2 separate regions of the Homo sapiens genome follow, and region 1 is linked to region 2. Evidence: chromatin contacts called from ENCODE Hi-C or POLR2A ChIA-PET data. All regions are on one chromosome and are shown on one strand. The core of a region is the stretch at or near the end of the contact, and the rest is flanking DNA. Distances in the headings are between cores, read along the strand shown.

Region 1 (4,081 bases), core at 1,486-3,985, 550 kb after region 2:
GGCATGAGGGCACCGTGATGGGGGGGTGTCTGGGCAAAGCTGTGCGGGGCATGAGGGCACCCTGATGTGGGGGGGGTGTCTGGGCAAAGCTGTGCGGGGCATGAGGGCACCCTGATGTGGCGGGGGGGGGCCTGGGCGAAGCTGTGCGGGGCATGAGGGCACCCTGATGTTGGGGGGGGTGTCTGGGCAAAGCTGTGCGGGGCACGAGGTCACCCTGATGTTGGGGGGGGGTGTCTGGGCAAAGCTGCGCGGGGCATGAGGGCACGCTGATGTGGCAGGGGGTGTCTGGGCAAAGCTGCGCAGGGCATGAGGGCACCCTGATGTTGGGGGGGGTGTCTGGGCAAAGCTGTGCGGGGCATGAGGTCACCCTGATGTTGGGGGGGTGTCTGGGCAAAGCTGCGCGGGGCATGAGGACACCCTGATGTGGGGGGGGTGTCGGGGCAAAGCTGTGCGGGGCATGAGGGCACCCTGATGTTGGGGGGGGTGTCTGGGCAAAGCTGTGCGGGGCATGAGGTCACCCTGATGTTGGGGGGGTGTCTGGGCAAAGCTGTGCGGGGCATGAGGGCACCCTGATGTGGGGGGGGGTGTCTGGGCAAAGCTGTGCGGGGCATGAGGGTACCCTGATGTTGGGGGGGGTGTCTGGGCAAAGCTGTGCGGGGCATGAGGGCACCCTGATGTTGGGGGGTCTGGGCAAAGCTGTGCGGGGCATGAGGGCACCCTGATGTGGGGGGGGTGTCTGGGCAAAGCTGTGCGGGGCATGAGGGCACCCTGATGTGGGGGGGTCTGGGCAAAGCTGTGCGGGGCATGAGGGCACCCTGATGTGGGGGGGGTGTCTGGGCAAAGCTGTGCGGGGCATGAGGGTACCCTGATGTTGGGGGGGGTGTCTGGGCAAAGCTGCGCGGGGCATGAGGGCACCCTGATGTGGCGGGGGGGGGCGTGGGCGAAGCTGTGCGGGGCATGAGGGCACCCTGATGTTGGGGGGGGTGTCTGGGCAAAGCTGCGCGGGGCATGAGGGCACCCTGATGTTGGGGGGGGGTGTCTGGGCAAAGCTGCGCGGGTCATGAGGGCACCCTGATATGGTGGGGGGTGTCTGGGCAAAGCTGTGCAGGGCATGAGGGCACCCTGATGTGGCGGGGGGGCCTGGGCAAAGCTGTGCGGGGCATGAGGGCACCCTGATGTTGGGGGGGGTGTCTGGGCAAAGCTGTGCGGAGCATGAGGGCACCCTGATGTTGGGGGGGTGTCTGGGCAAAGCTGTGCGGGGCATGAGGGCACCCTGATGTGGGGGGGGGTGTCTGGGCAAAGCTGTGCGGGGCATGAGGGCACCCTGATGTGGTGGGGAGGGCCTGGGCAAAGCTGTGTGGGGCATGAGGGCACCCTGATGTCGGGAGGGGGGCAGGCCTGGGCTCAGCCAGAAGACAGCCCCAGTTCCTCCAGCATGGCTGGGCCCCATCCCACCTCACTTCCTTCCATCTCCACCTTTGCCGACTCCTGGGATCTGAGCCTCCTCCTGGTCTGTCTCTGGTTCTGAATGCCTCCTATGTGCCGGGTGCTGACAGCTAAAGATACATCCGTGTTTCATTTTGTCTCCACAATGGCCAGGGGCAGTACTACTGTCATCCCATCTAGCAGATGGGAACAGGAGGCTCTGATGGAGTTTCCCTGGAGCGTGCTTGCTAACCGTGGAGCAACAGGGCACTCAGCTTCCGCACGGAGCTTCCCAGAGCCTGTGGCTTCCTCTCAGGGCTCCGGCAGTGTTGAATGTGGGGAGCTCACACTCTCACCAGGGAGACCTCATACCTGCTGCTTATCACCTGGGAGATGTTTTCTGCCCACAGAGGCTCCGTCACATCTCTGGCTGCTCGGGGAGGTGAGTGGGGCCCTGCTCACTCAGGACAAAGGAGGCTGAGGTGGAGCTCTAGGCCCCTCTTCCCCACCCACTTGAGTGCACCCCGAAGGCACGTGGAGTTCCTGGGGTGCTGCCTGTGGTCGGGCCAGAGACTGCTCCACTGTCCAAACTGTGCTCATAGGTATGTGGCCTGGGGACTGTTGCCGTGGAACCGGGTAAAGAGCCCTGTGGACCTGTGCTCCCAACTCAGGCCAGTCAAGGGTGCCACTGTGGCCTAGATAGTCTCCTGAGGGGAGCAGACCAGGTGGAGGTCAGGAGTACAGGTCTGGGACTGGCTTTTTCCTTGCTGTGTGGCCCAGGGTGAGTTACCCAACCTCTCTGAGCCTCTGTCTCCTCACTTGTCAAATGGGGATCGTAATTTTCCTGCCTCAGGCTGGAGGCTTGCACGTGTTGGGCCAGCCCCATCTGAGGTCCCACCTGCCCGTGCTGCTCTGGACCTGGTCTGGGGTTTCGGCCTTGGGCCTGGGCAGCTCAGGTGGATGCTTGGAGGGAGCACTGACCTCAAGTCAGCTGTGAGTAGGACGGGAGGCTGGTGAGCGGCAGCAAGCTGCAAGCCACAGGCAGGGAGAACTTCCCGGAGGTAGAGAGAGAGAGAGAGAGAGAGAGAGAGAGAGTGTGTGTGTGTGTGTGTGTGTGTGTGTGTGTGTGTGCGCCCTTCTTAGCCTGGGCAAAGAATTGGGAGACCAGCAGGCCAGCGCTGGCTCTGCCATGGAGGGGAAGCACTTTGAAGCCCCACTGTTCCTGGACTAGCTCTGCTGAACCACAGAGGGGCCGCCGTTTTCCCTTGGCTGGGGTAGAGGAACAGGGTCCTTCCTGTGGCTCCTGGCTGAGCCAGGTTCTGTGCGACGCGGACCAACCCTGACCCCCAGTGGCCAGTTCCGAGAACTGCTGCAGAGGAAAAGGGACCATTCAGTAGGGTGGGGGTGGGGGCTTGCGCGGCATTCATTTTCGAGTGGACATGGGGGCAGGCAGGCCAGTCTCTGATGATTTAAGGATGCTGTGGTTTGAATATTTGTCACCTCCAAAACTCAAGTTGGAATTTAATCCCCAATGTGGCAGTATTGAGAGGTGGGGCCTTTAAGAGGTGATTGGGTCACAAGAGCTCTGCCCTCATGAATAGATTAATTTATTTATAGATTAATGGGTTATCATAGGAGTGGGGCTAGTAGCTTTATAAGAAGAGAGAGACCTGAGCCAGCACGCTCAGCCCCTCACCATGCGACGCCCTGCACTGCCTTGGGACTCTGGGGTTCCCACCAGCAAGAAAACCTCACCAGATGTGGCCCATTGACCTTGGACTTCCCAGCCCGCAGAACTGTAAGAAATACATTTTGTTTCTTTTAAATTACCCAGTTTCTGTTATAAGCAGCAGGAAACAGACTAAGACAAGGGGCAAGCCAGCCTCTGCCCACAAGGAGCTCCATTCTGGTGTGGAGAGACCCAAACACACAACTATGCTCTTTGTCTTGCTAGAGACTTGTTTTGTGGTGGCCCCAACCTCAACTTGCCAGCAATTTGTAAAAGAACCAAGTCAATTTTACACAGCAAATTAAACCCCAGGGTAAATGTGTGTACCTGGATTCCAATAGTAGGTAAAGATTCTTAATGGTGAAAACTATGACTCCTGTTAAAACTCTTGTGTTCTGTTCTTACCACTGAGTTTAAACAACAACTCTGTGCTAATCGTATAAAGAATATTTTTGTCTGGACTGTCTACGGCCAAGTTCTCCACCCTGGATGTGCACAGAATCCCCTGGGGACTTCAGGAGCTCACTGGAGCTGGTTCCACCCCCATGCCCAGGCTCTGATGTGCTTGGTCTGGGCTGGGGCCTGGGCACCAGTGTTGTCCTAGTTTTGTGTTGCTATGAAGGAATATCTGAGGCTGGGTAATTTCTTTTTCTTTTTCCTAGGTGAGGAGAAGGATAGAGGCTGGGCCATTATAAAGAAAAGAGGTTTGTTTGGCTCACGGTTCTGCAGGGTGTACGGGAAGCACGGTGCCGGCACCTGCTTCTGGGGAGGCCTCAGGGAGCGTGCACTCATGGCGGGAGGTGTCTCATGGTAAGAGAAGAGGCGAGAGAGAGGGGCGATGCCAGGATTTTTTTAAAACAACCAGCTCGTGTGGGAACTAATAGAGCAAGAACTCACTCATCACCATGAGGAGGGCACTAAACCATT
Region 2 (4,326 bases), core at 1,620-4,119:
AGCTCCTGGGAACCTCTGGCTCTGCCTACGGTGGGCTCCTGCCCCGCTCCAAGCTCCTGGGAACCTCTGGCTCTGCCTACGGTGGGCTCCTGCCCTGCTCCAAGCTCCTGGGAGCCTCTGGCTCTGCCTGTGGTGGGCTCCTGCCCTGCTCCAAGCTCCTGGGAACCTCTGGCTCTGCCTACGGTGGGCTCCTGCCCTGCTCCAAGCTCCTGGGAGCCTCTGGCTCTGCCTGTGGTGGGCTCCTGCCCCGCTCCAAGCTCCTGGGAGTCTCTGGCTCTGCCTACAGTGGGCTCCTGCCCCGCTCCAAGCTCCTGGGAACCTCTGGCTCTGCCTACGGTGGGCTCCTGCCCCGCTCCAAGCTCCTGGGAGCCTCTGGCTCTGCCTGTGGTGGGCTCCTGCCCCGCTCCAAGCTCCTGGGAGCCTCTGGCTCTGCCTACGGTGGGCTCCTGCCCCACTCCAAGCTCCTGGGAACCTCTGGCTCTGCCTACGGTGGGCTCCTGCCCTGCTCCAAGCTCCTGGGAGCCTCTGGCTCTGCCTGTGGTGGGCTCCTGCGCTACTCCAAGCTCCTGGGAGCCTCTGGCTCTGCCTACGGTGGGCTCCTGCCCTACTCCAAGCTCCTGGGAGCCTCTGGCTCTGCCTGTGGTGGGCTCCTGCCCCACTCCAAGCTCCTGGGAACCTCTGGTTCTGCCTATGGTGGGCTCCTGCCCTACTCCAAGCTCCTGCCTCGAGTATCCTTACTTTGGGCAGAGCTCGAACTTGGAGAGTCCCGGGGGTGGGGAACGGTGCTCCCAGGGCAGGGCCTGGTCGAAGGCCACCATCTGTGCGTGCTCCGAGGATGCGCAGTGGTTCTCGAAGGCCTCCTGAGAGTGGCAGGTGACCAAGCAGGCCGGGCAGTACAGCTGGGCCCCAGGGGGCTGGCCAAGGGGGGCCGTGCGCCCGTCGCCATCAGGGGCAGGGGGTGTGAGCAGGTCCCCCCGCTGGAGGCCACCCAGCTGCTCGGCCTCCCACACAGCCATCTCCACGGCGCTGTGTGCAAACTGGCAGCGGGACTCCCCACGCCAGCACGGCTGCCCACGCCCCACAAACCTGCAGTAGGCAGGAGGCTGGCCGGCCCGGGGCCGCGGCCTCACCACCACAAACTGTTGCTTGCGGCGGCCCTCGGCGCTCACGTGGGCCAGGAGGGAGGGGCAGGCTCCGTGCTCAGGGCACTGCCCCTGGGGGTCCACGCGACAGATGCATGGGGGACAGCGCCTGAAGCAGAGGGAGCAAAGCAGCTCGAAGCGGCCGCCAAACTCCGTAAGGATGGCGTCGGCCGCCCGGCCTGCCCCTCCCTGGGCCCCGCTGCCCTGCACCTCCGCCTTCAGCCATAGGCGCTGGAGGTTGTGCTGACGCTCGAAGGTCCAGACCAGGGCCTCCTCGCGACTGCGGGCAAAGGTGCACCGGTTTCGGTGGCGCCGGCAGCCGAGCCCAGGGCTGTAGTAGTGGCAGACTTGGTAGCACAGGGGCCTTGGGAAGGTGGGCCGGCAGCCCACCACGCGCCAGACCTTGCTCTTGGTGGCCTGCTTAAAGCGGGCCAGCAGGATCTCGCGGGAGCAGTCATGCTCCACCCTACGGAGGACGTAGGTGCTTTCATTGAGCCGCTGGGTGCAGCGGGAGCAGCCCAGACACAGGTCCACCAGGGCACACAGCCGGGCCAGGGACGGCCCTCTGGTGGCCGCGGGGCTGTTGGGCAGCAGGGTGGACCCTGGAGGCGCCACCTCGAACACCAGCTTGGCTCTCCAGGGAGGCGTCTGAGGCTCCTGAGCTCACGGGTCCACGCAGTCCACTGGAACTGTTGGCCACGGTTCGAAGCCTGCGACAGAAGGAGCAGGTGAGACTGAGGCCAGAGGACATCTGGTCCAGGCCCAGCTCAGAAGCACGGCCTCTCCACCAGGCAAGGAGCTGGGGATCTGCCTATCCTGATGCCCAAGCAGAGGCCTCTCCACCAAGCAAGGAGTTGGGACTCTCCCCACCCTGACGCCCAAGTGGAGGCCTTGGCAGTAGCTGTGTCCTGTCAGGGAGTACAGGGCTCACTGACCCGGACACAGCCAGACCCTCCCTCCTGAAGGGTCTCAGGCCCCACCTAGAAGGAGCCAAGGTGACTGCTTGTGGAGCCCTGGAGGGGGCAGAGCCCTTGGCACAGTGCCGCCCCCAGGAGGCCGCACCCCTCTGCCCCAGCCAGGGGTCCTGTGCACCCCAGGGCCTCAGGCTCCTGACTCTTCTAAGGACACAGCACCTCCTTTTCTATTGAATGACCACTGGCCCCCAGGAAAAGAGGACTCCACATCTGCACCTGGGGAGGGGCCTCACGGAGAGGAGGGTACAGTGCCCACCAGAGCTCAGGGTGCCAGGAAGAGATGGGTCCCCGGGTCCCCACCGCAGCTGGGATGCTACAAGAAGAGTAAGTTTAAAAGCAACAGACTGGAGGCAGACTTCAGTATGAGAACCCGGCACTCCCCGCGGACCCCTCTGAGAAAACATCCGAGTCTGCCATCCAGAAAGGACGGGAGCCGAGACCCCAAAATCCTGCGCTCCAGTGGGTGCAGAGACCACAGCGCTGGGTCTTGCTGCGGAGGGTGCTGGTCCTGGACGGGCTGCACTGCCCCGGGCTGGGTCTGTGGCTCCCGGGACTCCGCGCCCCCGGCTGCACTCACCCTCCCGGACCCCCCCCTCCGCCCCCGGCCCCGCCACCCTGGGACCCCCGCGCTCACCCTCCTGGAGCCGCCCCTGGACCCCCGCGCCCCCGCCCCTCCGCCCTGGGACCCCCGCGCTCACCCTCCTGGAGCTGCCTGCCCTGCCGAGCCTGCCCAGGAGCTCTCAGTTTCGATTCTGGCCCGGGCACTGACGCTGATCGCGGAAATTACCTCACCGCCCCCCGCCCCGCCCCGCCCTGCCCCGCCTCCAGCGACAGCTCGGCCCCCGCTGCGAGGGAACCTCGGGAAGCGCCAGCGAGCAGAGGACGCCCCTCCCTGAAGGGCCAGCGCCGTCGAAGGCGGAGGCGGCTGGGGGTGGGGGTCCTTTCCCGCACCCCTCCAGGGCCCCACGCCCCGTCCAGCCCTTCACACACCAGAGACGCCCCGATGATGTGCCAGGCGGAAGGGGTGAGACCCTGCCCGGCCCTGGACGGCAGGATGGTCTGGTGACTCCACCATCAGCCCCTGGAGAAATCCAGGCACAGCTGACCTGGAAGCCTGGGTCCCCTGACAGGCAGGACCTGCCCGTGGCCCTGGTGCTGCTGGGACCCCAAGTCCCTTCTGTCACCAACCAGGATATGGCAGGAATGGCTAAGTGGCCGCCGGGTCCCAGAGTCAGCACGCCTGGCTCTTGGCTCTCTGGACTGGCTCTGGGCCCTCAGCAGCCCTGTGGGGAGGCCCCATAGAGGAGCTGAGGCCTCCAGCCCACTTGCAGCTCGAGTCCCAGCCCCAGCCTTACTGCCATCTCAGGGAGACCCCAGGCCTAACCCTCCCACCTAGACCACGCCCAGCTGTTAGATGTCTATGTTTAAAATAAACGTCCCATTAGCCAGGGGTGGGGGCGGGCGCCTGTAGTCCCAGTTACTCGGGAGGCTGAGGCAGAAGCATTGCTTGAACCAAGGAAGTGGAGGTTGCAGTGCGCCAAGATTGCGCCACTGCACTCCAGCCTGGGCAACAGAGCAAGACTCCATCTCAAAACAAATAAATAAATAAAATAAACATCTGTGTTGTTTTAAGCCCCTGAGCTTTGGGGCGATCTGTTCTGCAGCAGTAGATAACGGACAGTGATGCTGCCCCTGAAACAAGGAAGCAAGGCTGCCACCCAAGGCCAGCACCTCGTGGGGAGGGCCAGGCTGGGGGCTCACAGCGACCTCGGGAGGTCGGCTGGGTGGGCCGTCAACCACCAGGGAGCCTCTCCGCAGACCAATCACGTTGGAGCTCCTGGGAGAGGGCAGGCCCTCGACAATAGCAGCCCCAGGGGCCGGGCGCTGAGCAGGGTCCATGTGCGTGGAACGCTGGGAGAATTTGTGTGGAACGCTGTGTTCCTGGATGGAGAGGCTCAACACCACACAAAGACGTGAGTTCCTCCTAAACTAACCTGCAGTCGCATGGTGGACACACTGACTTTCAAGTCCATTTGGAAAAGCATCACATCACCAAGAAAGGCTGGACAGGGCTTTTTTTTTTTTTGAGACTGAGTCTCCTTCCATTGCCCCGGCGGGAGTGCAGTGATGCAATCACAGTTCACTGCAGCCTCGACCTCTGGCTCAGACAGTCTTCCCCCCTCAGCCTCCTGAGTCGCTGGGACTACAGG

What was found. Hi-C counts contacts between places; a loop is a spot of excess contacts on that map. ChIA-PET counts read pairs that join two places held with the same protein, here RNA polymerase II (POLR2A). Pooled maps may share reads with other maps.
Region 1: a loop to region 2 is called in a pooled map, with 4 times the contacts of the local background. The contact joins the enhancer-like site here to the promoter of HELZ2 in region 2. A Hi-C loop is called at or near these places in 1 of 168 maps with a recorded cell type or tissue (mammary epithelial cell) and 6 of 50 pooled maps. POLR2A ChIA-PET finds 5 or more read pairs at or near these places in 1 of 52 experiments (SK-N-SH).

Annotation. Positions count from the first base shown.
Region 1 is chr20:64,117,841-64,121,921 of GRCh38, forward strand. No RefSeq gene overlaps it. Among named protein-coding and RNA genes, the nearest start is that of NPBWR2, 12 kb to the left of the region's middle. RefSeq lists enhancers at 2,408-2,907, 2,576-2,870. Within about 2 kb of position 2,736, at least 2 of the 41 ENCODE cell types and tissues checked have a DNase peak (open chromatin) inside an H3K27ac peak, as active enhancers do.
Region 2 is chr20:63,571,370-63,575,695 of GRCh38, forward strand. HELZ2 (helicase with zinc finger 2) reads right to left here and starts at 2,870. Exons shown (of 20, transcript NM_001037335.2): 1 at 2,815-2,870; 2 at 739-1,852. The coding sequence starts at 1,016. RefSeq lists silencers at 1-204, 2,215-2,274, 2,915-3,194, 4,304-4,326 and an enhancer at 2,979-3,706.